Regions from separate parts of the Homo sapiens genome. Here region 2 is linked to region 1. A link is a loop called in an ENCODE intact Hi-C map of the cell type or tissue named here. Cell type or tissue: endothelial cell of umbilical vein. All regions are shown on one strand. Links, peaks and the distances in the headings refer to the core of each region. The heading gives the core; the rest is flanking DNA. Region 1 has its middle 72 kb from the start of MIR6731. Region 2 has its middle 28 kb from the start of SYF2.

Region 1 (5,373 bases), core at 186-5,185:
AGCCAATAGAGAAATTGGTAACATTGGTTTTTTTCTGGAGGAGAATTGGGTGCCTGAGGTAAAGGGGTGGGAAATTATCAATGTATACTTTTAAGTTTTTAGAAATTGGTAAATATATTACCTATTCTAATAAACAAAAAGTGCTTTAAAAAACGAATAAAGATCCTAAGTGATTGAGGATCAAATCAAACAATGTGCAATTCCTAGCCAAGCATGGTGGCTCATACCTGTAATCCCAGCACTTAGGGAGGCCAAGGTGGGAGGATTACATGAGGCCAGGAGTTCAAAACCAGTCTGGGCAATACAGCAAGACCCTGTCTCTACAGGAAAAAAAAAAACAAAAAACAAACAAAAAAAAAAGCCAAGTGTGGTAGCATGAGTCTGTAGTCCTAGCTACTCGGGAGGCTGGGGAAGGAGGATCTCTTGAGCCCAGGAGTTTGAGGCTATAGTGAACTATGGTTGTGCCACTGTACTCCAGCCTGGGTGACAGAGCAAGACCCTGTATCTTTTTTTTTTTTAAGTGCAATTCTTTATGGAGAAAAGTACAAGACATTATTGAAAGGCCTGATAGAAATTTGTTCAATGGATAGGCATACCATATTTATGGATGGAGAGCTCAAAAGCATGAAAATTTAAATTCTGACTACTTATAAATATATTTGCCAACAAGATCCTAACAGGTGTTTTTGGAAACTAGATAAATGGATTCAAAAATTCATGTGGAAGAGTTATGCCCCCAAATAGCCAACATATATTTGAAGATGGGGAAAGAGAACTTGTTTGACAAGATACCAAGACTTAATAAAAACTTACAGTAATCGATGGGTAGGATATAGGTCACAGCAACACAATACTACTGCTGCAACAACCATAAAAAACTATTAAAACACCAAAATAGGCCAGGTGCGGTGGCTCAAATCCCAGCACTTTGGGAGGCCAAGGCAGGTGGAATCACCTGAGGTCAGGAGTTTGAGAGCAGCCTGGTAAACATGATGAAACCCTGACTCTACTAAAAATACAAAAAATATATAACAATAGTGATAGAAGGAAGGTAAGTGGAGTTAAGTACTTGCAAGATTCTTAGGTTATTTGGGAAGTGATGAAAGTACCAATTTAAGAAAATGATAATAAATCATGGATAAATATCACAATTTCTAGGGTAACTACTAAAAGAACTACAAGAATAAATAACTTAAAAATCTAAGACTTAAGGAGGAAATGGAAGTTGAAAAAAATTCAATTCAAAAGAAAGGACAAGGGGATCAAATGAACAAAACATAGGACAAATTGGAAAAATAGCAAAAGGTTAACTGTAAATCCAACACTGTTAGTAAATTTATGAAATGTAAATGGGCTGAACAATGTTAAGTGTCAAACTGGATAAAAAATCAAAACCCAATATATGCTATTTACAAGAGACAAATATATGGGCCCAGAAGGGTGAAATTAAAGAATGGAATAGTTAATTCATTGACACAGTAAATAAAAAGAAAGAAGATGTGCCTATCATACAAAGTAGGTTTTGAGGCAAGAAGTGTTACTGGAGATGAAAAAGGATGTTTTACAATATAGGACATTGATAATCATGAACATTCACTATGAAAATGTTAACAGTCCTGCATTTCTGTGTATCTAATAACACCTTTAAATAAAAATTGACTCAAAGAGAAATGTCTGCAATTATGAGGTCAAATTCATCCTCATAATTGGAGATTCTTAACATAGCTCTCAGTAACTGATAGAACAAGGAGGAAAACACGTGCGTGTGCACATACGTACACACATAGGAATAGCAGAAGAGAGAATAACACAACCACTTGACCTAATGGATGCATATGGCATGCTATATCCAACAACTGCAGAATGTACATTCTTTTCAGGTATATGTGGAACTTTTAGTGAAACAGACCCTATGCCGAGCCATAAAACAAGCCTCAACAAATTTCAAAGGAATGAAATACAAAATACGTTTTCTGACCACAGTGGAATTAAACTAGAAGTCAATAGTTGAAAGATACCAAGAAAATCCCCAGAATAAGGAACTACTTACAGTAGCCTACAACCCATGATGAATTTTTTTTTTTTTTTGACAGAGTCTCACTCTACTGCCCAAGCTGGAGTGCAGTGGCATGATCTTGGCTCACTGCAGCCTCTGCCTCCCAGGTCCAAGTGATTTTCCTGCCTCAGCCTCCTTAGTTGCTGGGATTACAGGCGCCCTCCACCATGCCCGGCTAATTTTTGTATTTTTACAAATACAAAAATTGTAACCTGTTGGCCAGGTTGGTCTCGAACTCCTGACCTCAAGTGATCCACCTGCCTTGGCCTCCCACAGTGCTGGGATTACAGGCGTGAGCCACCACATCCTGCCTGAAAATCTAAAGTTTTAAATTTAACACACATATTTATTATACACCAGGAACTGTTCTAAACACTTTACGTATATTAACTTAGTCTCTTTAACAATCCTATGAGATAGAGACTATTATTCCCATTTTATGGGTGAGGAAACTGAGGCATGTGGAGGTTAAGAAACTTGCTCAAGAGCCTGGGAAACATAGCAGGACCCTGTCTCTACAAAAAAAAAAAAATTAAGGTTGTGAGAGCCTCTGGTCCTAGCTACATGGGTGGCTGGGGCAGGAGGATCGCTTGAGCCCAGGAGTTCGAGGTTGCAGTGAACTATGATTGTGCCATTGCACTCCAGCCTGGGCAACAGAGCAAGATCCTGTCTCTAAATAAGAAAAGAAACTTGCTCAAAATCCCACAGCTAGTAAATGACAGTCAAAGCTAGGCAATATAGCAATATGCAGATAGTGCTCAGCAATCTTTAAAAGTGTGTCTGTTTTCCTCCTTAAAAGAGTGGACTTGGCTCCCTGGCCCCTGACAACTAAGGTAGTTGGTTGCCAGGTAAGCAGAGGTCCAGCTGGAACATATAGATTCTTTAAAAAAATAAATAAATAAAAATAGAGACAGGATTCTAGCTCTGTTGCCCAGGCTGGTGTCAAGCCCCTGGCCTCAAGCAATCCTCCTGTCGTAGCCTCCGAAACTGTTGGGATTTCAGGCGTGAGCCACCGCGCCCGGCCAAGAGCACGTTTGGTTGGTTTGTCCTGAGGGGCAGGTCTCTCGCACCAAGCAGGAGGTAGAGGTCTCGGGCCCAGAGGGGCCCTGCATCCCCCACCTCCTGCTGCGAGAGGCATCAGCCGGCCTTGTCCCTAAAGCCCCTGCTCGCTTTCCTGTCACCACTCGGGTGCGGTTCCGAAGTGGCCAGCAGGGGCCGCGGTTCCCCTCCTTTCGGCGCCACTTCTGCAAGCAGGGCTGGGACAGCTGCAGGACCTCGTCAGTTTGGGGAGCTGCCAGACCCGATCAGCAGCGTTGTCGGCTTCCTTCCTCTTTATCAGATCTGTCAGGGCTGCTGCGCGCTGCGAAGGCGCCTCCGGCCTCCTTCCCTCCTTCCTGTGTCGAACGGACGCTCCCCGGCGCCGCTGCGAACCGACACCTCCGCGCCTCCCCCGGCGGGGCAGGGCAGGGACCCGCTCACACCCTAGGTGGGGTGGGGTGGGAAGTGCCAGCGGTCTGGGTGTGACGGAGCCAGCCAATGTCCACGCGAGGTCAGGTCGCACGTGGGCCTCGACGCTGGCACTTCTGCATGTCCCTGGTTCTCGGCCGGCCACCGGCAGCTAGAGGAAGCGCTTCGCCCGCGAACCACAGGGCTGGGCGGCGGTTGGGTCGCGGCAGGGCGAGGGCTCCGCTGCGGTTGGCCCCGAGCGGCGTCCTTCCCCCGGGGGCCCCCGATCACTGCCTGGGGACTCGAGAGCGTCCCCGCCGCCGCGCCAGGCGCCAGTTCCCTGCTTCTGAGAGCGCGCACGGGAGCCCGAGCGAGCCCTCCTGGACGCCCGGCACAGGCCGGAGCGCCGACCGCGGGAGGGGCCACCTGGGCACTAGGAAAAGGGGCCACGGTTCCAGGCGGGGCGGTCCCCGCTCTGCTGACTCGGACGGGCCTCACTTCCCCGCCAGAAGAAGCGGCACCCATCCACGGGGAGGGACGGCCTCGGGACATCCTTTGGGGAAGCCAGTGACACATTTCTGATCCAATTTCTTATAAGAAATAGATAAACCTCAGTTTCTTCCTGTGCTTCCTTTCTCTAATTTCCTCAGTCAGATAATAATTGTCATTAAACTCGATGTACCAGTTATTGTGCTAAAGTTTTTAAAATGTTTCAAGTCTCTTCATATTCTCAAGTCTATTAGAGGAGGGACTATTCTTGTCCCCATTGTTTTATATAAAGAAACTTAAACCTAGAGAGGTTAAATAATTTGCCCAAGATCACACCAGGAACTGATAGAGGTCATCTGGCTCCAGAGCTTAACATCGCACTGGGTTGGTTGCTGTCACCTCCCCTGTGCAGGGTTTAAGGAGACTCGAGGAGGCTGATTTTTTTTCCTCTTCTCCTCTTCTCTCTTCTCTTCTCCCCTCTTCCCCCCTCTTTTCCCCTCCCCCCTCCCTCCCTCCTTCCCTCCTTTCTCTCTCTCTTTCTCTTTTATTTTTTATTTTCTTTTCATAGGCTTTCACTCCCATTGCCCAGACTGGACTGCAGTGGTGCAATCTTGGCTCACTGTGACCTTCAGGGAAGCTGATTTCTTAGCCCAGCTGTGGAACTGTCCAGAGCTCCCCAGCTACCCAAGTGTATTCCTCCTCTCCGCCTCCTCCTCTTCTCCTCCTCCTCCTCCTCCTCCTCCTCCTCCTTCTCTCTCTCTCTCTTTAATTTTTTAAGAAACAGTGTCAAGCAATCCTCCTGCCTCAGCCTCCTGAGTAGCTGGCACTACAGGCACGTGCCACCCCAAGTGGCCTTTTCCAGCAGGAAGTTTAGGAGCCTAATGAGCGCAATGCAAGCAGAACCAAATGGTTCCAATACCACGCACCAAGTGCATTGGCACCACATTTCTGGGTAAAAGGGTCCTGCTTGGCAGGGGGGACTTTGAGGGGTCAGGGAGGGCAAAAGGGGCCTCTCCCCTTCCTTGGCTCAGAGATGTTCACGCAACTCCCTGCCGTCTGCAGAGGTCACTGTAAGCCAGCAGACTCATTCTCACGTGGCTGAATGGAGGTTTTCCAATCAAGGAAGGGGCAAGAGAAGAAAAGCCCAGGGCCCTCTCCATTCCCTTCCTTCGTAGACATGCTTTTAAAAAATGATTTAAAGGCTGGACACGGAGGCTCATGACTGTAGTCTCAGCTGCTTGGGAGGCTGAAGTGGGAGGATCGCTTGAGCTCAAGAGGTCAAGGCTGGAGTGAACTAGGTTCACTGTGCTTCAGCCTGGACCACAGAGTGAGACTCTGTCTCCAAAAAAAAAAAGAAAGAAAGAAAAAAGATTTAATCTCAT
Region 2 (5,373 bases), core at 70-5,069, 360 kb after region 1:
AAAAAAAAAATTAGCTGGGCATGGTGGCGGGCACCTGTAATCTCAGTTACTCAGGAGGCTGAGGCAGGAGAATCACTTGAACCTGGGAGGCAGAGGTTGCAGTGAGCTAAGATCGCACCACGACACTCCAGCCCGAGCGACAGATCAAGAGTCTGTCTCAAAAAAAAAAAAAAAAAAAACAGCCTAGCACACCTTTTCTCAAGAGCACCCACAAACACTTTTGTTATTACTTCTGCCTTGTGCACCTGTCAACACTTCCCAAGACAACAAACATAGAACGCTGGGGAATAAAACACCAACATGCCCCAGCACATTTATTTCCAGATGCCCTAGTGTGACTCTGCTTACAAAAGGGACCTTTTTCCAGCAGTCAAAGTCAGTCTCTGGGTGGGATCATGAGCCCACTCCTAGGCAGGGTAATGTGTTTACAGGCCAACACTGAGAGTTAAAAACTAGCCCTGGATCTAACAAATTGTCCTGACCATGCATTTGTTTTTTGCCTCGTTTCCTTCCCATGGCCCGACGATGGCAAGCTGCAGGTACATCTGTTCTGAAGAGCAGCCTCCCGCCCTTGGTCACTCTGTCCCGTGTCTCTCAGATGTTTAGTCCCGCGGACTGGGACCTGCTACACTTGGGCCAAGGCTTCTGGCTCCTCTCACTAAAGGCCTCAATTTAACTTAACGGACTAAATAAGGAACCATTTCTATATGATTAATTAATTAGGGTTCTGCTAGGAAGGATAATAATATAATAATGTAAGTAAGACTGCAAGGCCTAGCTACCAGCCTATAAAAAGAACACCAAGCACAGCACAATTAGGAAGACATTCAAGACGGAGGAAGCTCGGAGCCGTGGACTCAGCTCTGACTAATGCCAAGATTGGTTCATGGGGTTCAAATTCAGGGTCCAGCTGGCCTGCCTTAGAGAGTTACCTGACTTTTTTTTTTTTTTTGACAGAATTTTGCTCTTACTGCCCAGGCTGGAGTGTAATGGCATGATCTCGGCTCACTGCAACCTCCGCCTCCCAGGTTCAAGTGATTCTCCTGCCTCAGCCTCCCAAGTAGCTGGGATTACAGACATGAGCCACCACACCCAGCTAATTTTGTATTCTTAATAGAGATGGGTTTCCTCCATGTTGGTCAAGCTGGTCTTGAACTCCCGACCTCAGGCAATCCACCTGCCTCAGCCTCCCAAAGTGCTGGGATTACAGGTGTGAGCCACCGCGCCCAGCTGAGAATTACGTGACTTCTCTGAGCTGTTGCCTTCTTCTGAAAGATAGAAGAATTGATGTGTATTTGTCAGAGTATTGTGGAAATTCAATAAATGCAATATATGAAAATTACCCAGCACAAAATAGGCTCAAAACACCTGGAAAATATTGCTTAAGAAATTCCAGACCGGGCGCAGTAGCTCACACCTGTAATCCCAGCACTTTGGGAGGCTAAGGCACGCAGATCATCTGATGTCAGAAGTTCGAGACCAGCCTTACTAACAAGGCAAAACCCTGTCTCTACTAAAAATACAGAAATGGTGATGCATGCCTGTAGTCCTAGCTACTGAGGAGACTGAGGCAGGAGAATCACTTGAAGCCAGGAGGCAGAGGTTGCAGTGAGCCGAGATCACATCACTGCACTCCAGCCTGGGCAACAGAGTGAGACTCTGTCTTAAAAAAAAAAAAAAGAAAGGAAAGAAAGAAAAAGAAAAAAAAAAGAAAGAAATTCCAGTGCAGTAGCTGGTACTAAAGATGGAAATAAATGCAAAGAGTTTTGTGTAATGTGGTCCATTCTGTTTTATTGGCAAATGTCTTCTTTTTCTCTGCACTTTAATATGCACATTCACAAGTCCTTTGAAAGAAAGTGCATGAAAATTTAAAACAGATGTAAATTAAAATCCCAACAGGAATCATCTTCATTGATTACAGATGGATAAATAGTTGTTATTTACAGATGAGTCAAGGTGATCCTAATTGGTAGGTTTTCTGGTTGGTATTTGTATTTGAGGGCATTAGCATAGCAATTGAAAGCCTCTCGATGTCCCCTCTCCACGCCTCACCCAAGCCTCTTATCTCCTCCATGCTGCTCCTACTCTCTCCCCACCCCCCAAAAACATTCTTGGCCACTTCAGTACTCAAGGTCTCCCACCTTGGGTCCCTCAACTCTCCTGGAGCTAATGACCCAATTCCTCAAGGCCTTGCTAAATAACCTCTGCATCTATCTAACCCTTTTTCTGTAAAGAGCCAGATAGTAAATATTTTAGGCCATCTGTCAACTCTGCCACTGTAAGCTGAAAGTAGCCACAGACAATATGCAAATAAGTGAGGCTGTATTCCAATAAAATGTTATTTACAGGCCGGGCTTGGTGGCTCACGCCTGTAATCCCAGCACTTTGGGAGGCCGAGGCAGGCAGATCACGAGGTCAAAAGATCGAAACCATCCTGACCAACATGGTGAAACCCCGTCTCTACTAAAAATACAAAAATTATCTGGGTGTGGTGGCGTGAACCTGGCTGAGACAGGAGAATCACTTGAACCTGGGAGGTGGAGGTTGCAGTGAGCCAAGATCGTGCCACTGCACTCCAGCCTGGGCGACAGAGCAAGACTCCGTAAAAAAAAAAAAAATAATAAATAAAAAATAAAAAATTAACCGGGCGTGGTGGTGCACACCTGTAATCCCAGCTACTCGGGAGGCTGAGGCAGGAGAATCACTCGAACCAGGGAGGCAGATGTTGAAAGTGAGCCGAGATCGCGCCACTGCACTCCTGCCTGGGCGGCAGAGTGAGACCTTGTCTCAAAAAAATAAAAATAAAAATAAAAAGCAGATTGCTGGGCCCCACTGCCAGAGCTTCTGATTCAGTAGGTCTGGGTGGAGGCCAGAGAATTCACATTTTTAACAAATTCCTGGGTGCTGCTGTTCCAGGGACGACACTATGGGAACCACTGGCTGCATGTTAAAAAAAAACCTGAAAGTACACTGCCCCCTAGTGGGAAGTTCCTAGAAGTACCCCATACCAAATATTGCTTTGATTTTAGAATATACAAAAAATTGCGTTATCTTTTGCCATGGAGAAGAATCAAATTCACAAAGCCAATTTGTCATTCATATACTTGGGATTCCATAACCACATTCCAAGCTTCTCTCAAGAAATGAGGTGTCACATTATTTACAATAACATGGCAGTGATTTAAAATCAAGTTAAACCAGAAACATATTATTTTCCACCAGGGGAAAAACACTTTAAATAATCTAAATAGAATAAAACTGCTGCTGGCTCTGTTCTCTGGCCACTCTCCCATTGCCAGACGCACAGACCTCTCCTGAGAAGCAAAATCTACACCCGATCCAAGCTGAGGCAGCTGATGAAATTCAGCAGGAGATGGGTCAAAATCAGCTCGTGTCAGACCCCAGAGTCTGTGATCTTTGGACACACAGAACTGTATCAGTGGTGAAGGACCCCATTAATAGGCAACTGTTAAATATTTGCTACACATGGTAGAAAACAATGAAAGCCTCTTGTTAAAGCTGAGAGCTCCTGCTCACCTCTGGTTTTCATTTCTCACATCATATTTACATTAACCCAAATTTGTCACTGGTTTCCACCGTGCATTCAAAATTTCCACAAAAGCACTTCTGTTTTCCCCATGAAAACTGCATTCCGACATGCCGGAAGTGAAATTACCCACTCCTACCTATCTGTCCCAGCAAAAGACCTGGGTCTCTAACTCTACCTCTCACAAAGTAAAAGGGTGTTACAGTCACCAATGGCAGATGACTTGGGAGTCCATGCTTAGCAAGCTGCAGGGTTTTGGCAGCATAGAGAAACATATTAGAGCCATGCTACAAAAGATGGCCTGGTACCAGGAGAACGGAAATGACAGGGACCGGAATGGTTTTTGAGGCCAAAAATTTATATTTGATCTCCAGATGTGATGCAGCTGACAGCTAATTAGTTTGACTTAGATCTACACAAATCCAACCCCCCTTTCTTCCACACATGCTGTGGGGATGCTGGTGTGAAAATGTGTCTGCCTGGGGTCGCGCTTTGATTGAGAATTCTCTGGAATGAACACACTTGGAATCCCTGAGAACACTGAAGCCCCGGCACATGGGACATCTGGTGAGATGCTCTTTCTCCTTTCAGCTTGACCCAAGAGCAGGTAATGAAGTGGTGTTCTTTATTCAAGTGGCTGATTCCAACCTAACAAGGCTGGAGTAAACTGTTCAGCTTCATGTTTCAGTGTGCGAGGCCACCATTAACTGCAAACCTCAGTGGTCAAGAGCTACCGGATGTGAATGCTGCGGCTACTAATGAAAAAGCAATTGTGGTACATTCGCTGCAGAGCTGTTTGTGAGCAATGAGAAAGACACACAGAGCAAGATGGGGGCCCTCCCTGGCAGGACACACTGAGGCAGACACAGGTCCTGCTTGTCCAGCTGCCATTCCTCCCTGCTTCCTTGCTGGTTAGGATGTTATAGCTATCGAGGACAGCAGAAGTACCAAGACCTTAGCTACCCCAGAGGATCAGAGCTAACACTTATGGCACCTTACTATGTGCAAGGCAATTTTAGAAGCACATTTTTTTTTTTTTTTTTTGAGACGGAGTCTCGCTCTGTGGCCCAGGCTGGAGTGCAGTGGTACAGTCTCGGCTCACTGCAACCTCTGCCCCCTGGGTTCAAGCGATTCTCTTGCTTCAGCCTCTCAAGTAGCTGGGATTGCAGGCGCCCGCCATCACGCCCACTAATTTTTGTATTTTTAGTAGACACGGGGTTTCACCACGTTGGTCAGGCTGGTCTCAAACCCCTGACCTCAGGTGATCCACCCACCTTGGCCTCCCAAAATGCTGGGATTACAGGCATGAGCCACCGCGCTGGGCCTAGAAGCACATATTAATATAATCATCGCAACAACCCTAAGAGGTAGTACCGTAACTACCCTCATTTTACAGATGAGGAACCCGAGGCTCAGAGACATAAACAAATTGCTCGAGGACAAATAGCTAGCAGGAGGAGAAGCTGGGATTTGATCCTGGAAGTTCAACTCTACAGCCCATGCTCTTAACCACTACACCATATAACTTCATAAGTTGTGCTTGGACTAAGCTGTTCATGGCAATCCCAAATCCTGTTGACTGGTCTCGGGAAAGGCAGGATGTTTGGCCTTGAGTCCCCAGTAGGGGAATTATACCTGTACCCCTTATCATGTCTTCATGGAAGACTAAGTGGATTTCCTGCCCCTTTGAGTTTGGTCTTGGCCATATGACTTGCTCCAGCCAATGGGACATTTCATAATATCAAGCAGGGGTTTGAAATGTGCTTGTGGCTGGGCGCGGTAGCTCATGCCTGTAATCCCAGCACTTCTGGAGGCTGAGGTTGGTG

Evidence for each region. Peaks named below come from ENCODE experiments on the same cell type or tissue, not always from the same donor. Only the 100,000 strongest peaks of a DNase experiment are listed, where the experiment ranks them.
Region 2: it touches region 1 in a loop (10-fold over the local background); 90 of 110 quality-filtered maps call a loop at or near these places.

Annotation. Positions count from the first base shown.
Region 1 is chr1:24,844,829-24,850,201 of GRCh38, forward strand. No RefSeq gene overlaps it. Among named protein-coding and RNA genes, the nearest start is that of MIR6731, 72 kb to the right of the region's middle. RefSeq lists an enhancer at 2,621-3,345 and silencers at 3,460-3,659, 3,750-3,969. In endothelial cell of umbilical vein, for the core only: a CTCF peak has its summit at 3,263 (motif pointing right); DNase peaks (open chromatin) are centred at 3,353 and 5,063; H3K4me3 peaks cover 818 bases; H3K27ac peaks cover 767 bases.
Region 2 is chr1:25,202,064-25,207,436 of GRCh38, forward strand. No RefSeq gene overlaps it. Among named protein-coding and RNA genes, the nearest start is that of SYF2, 28 kb to the right of the region's middle. In endothelial cell of umbilical vein, for the core only: a CTCF peak has its summit at 2,977 (motif pointing left); no DNase peak of the experiment used is centred there; H3K27me3 peaks cover 240 bases.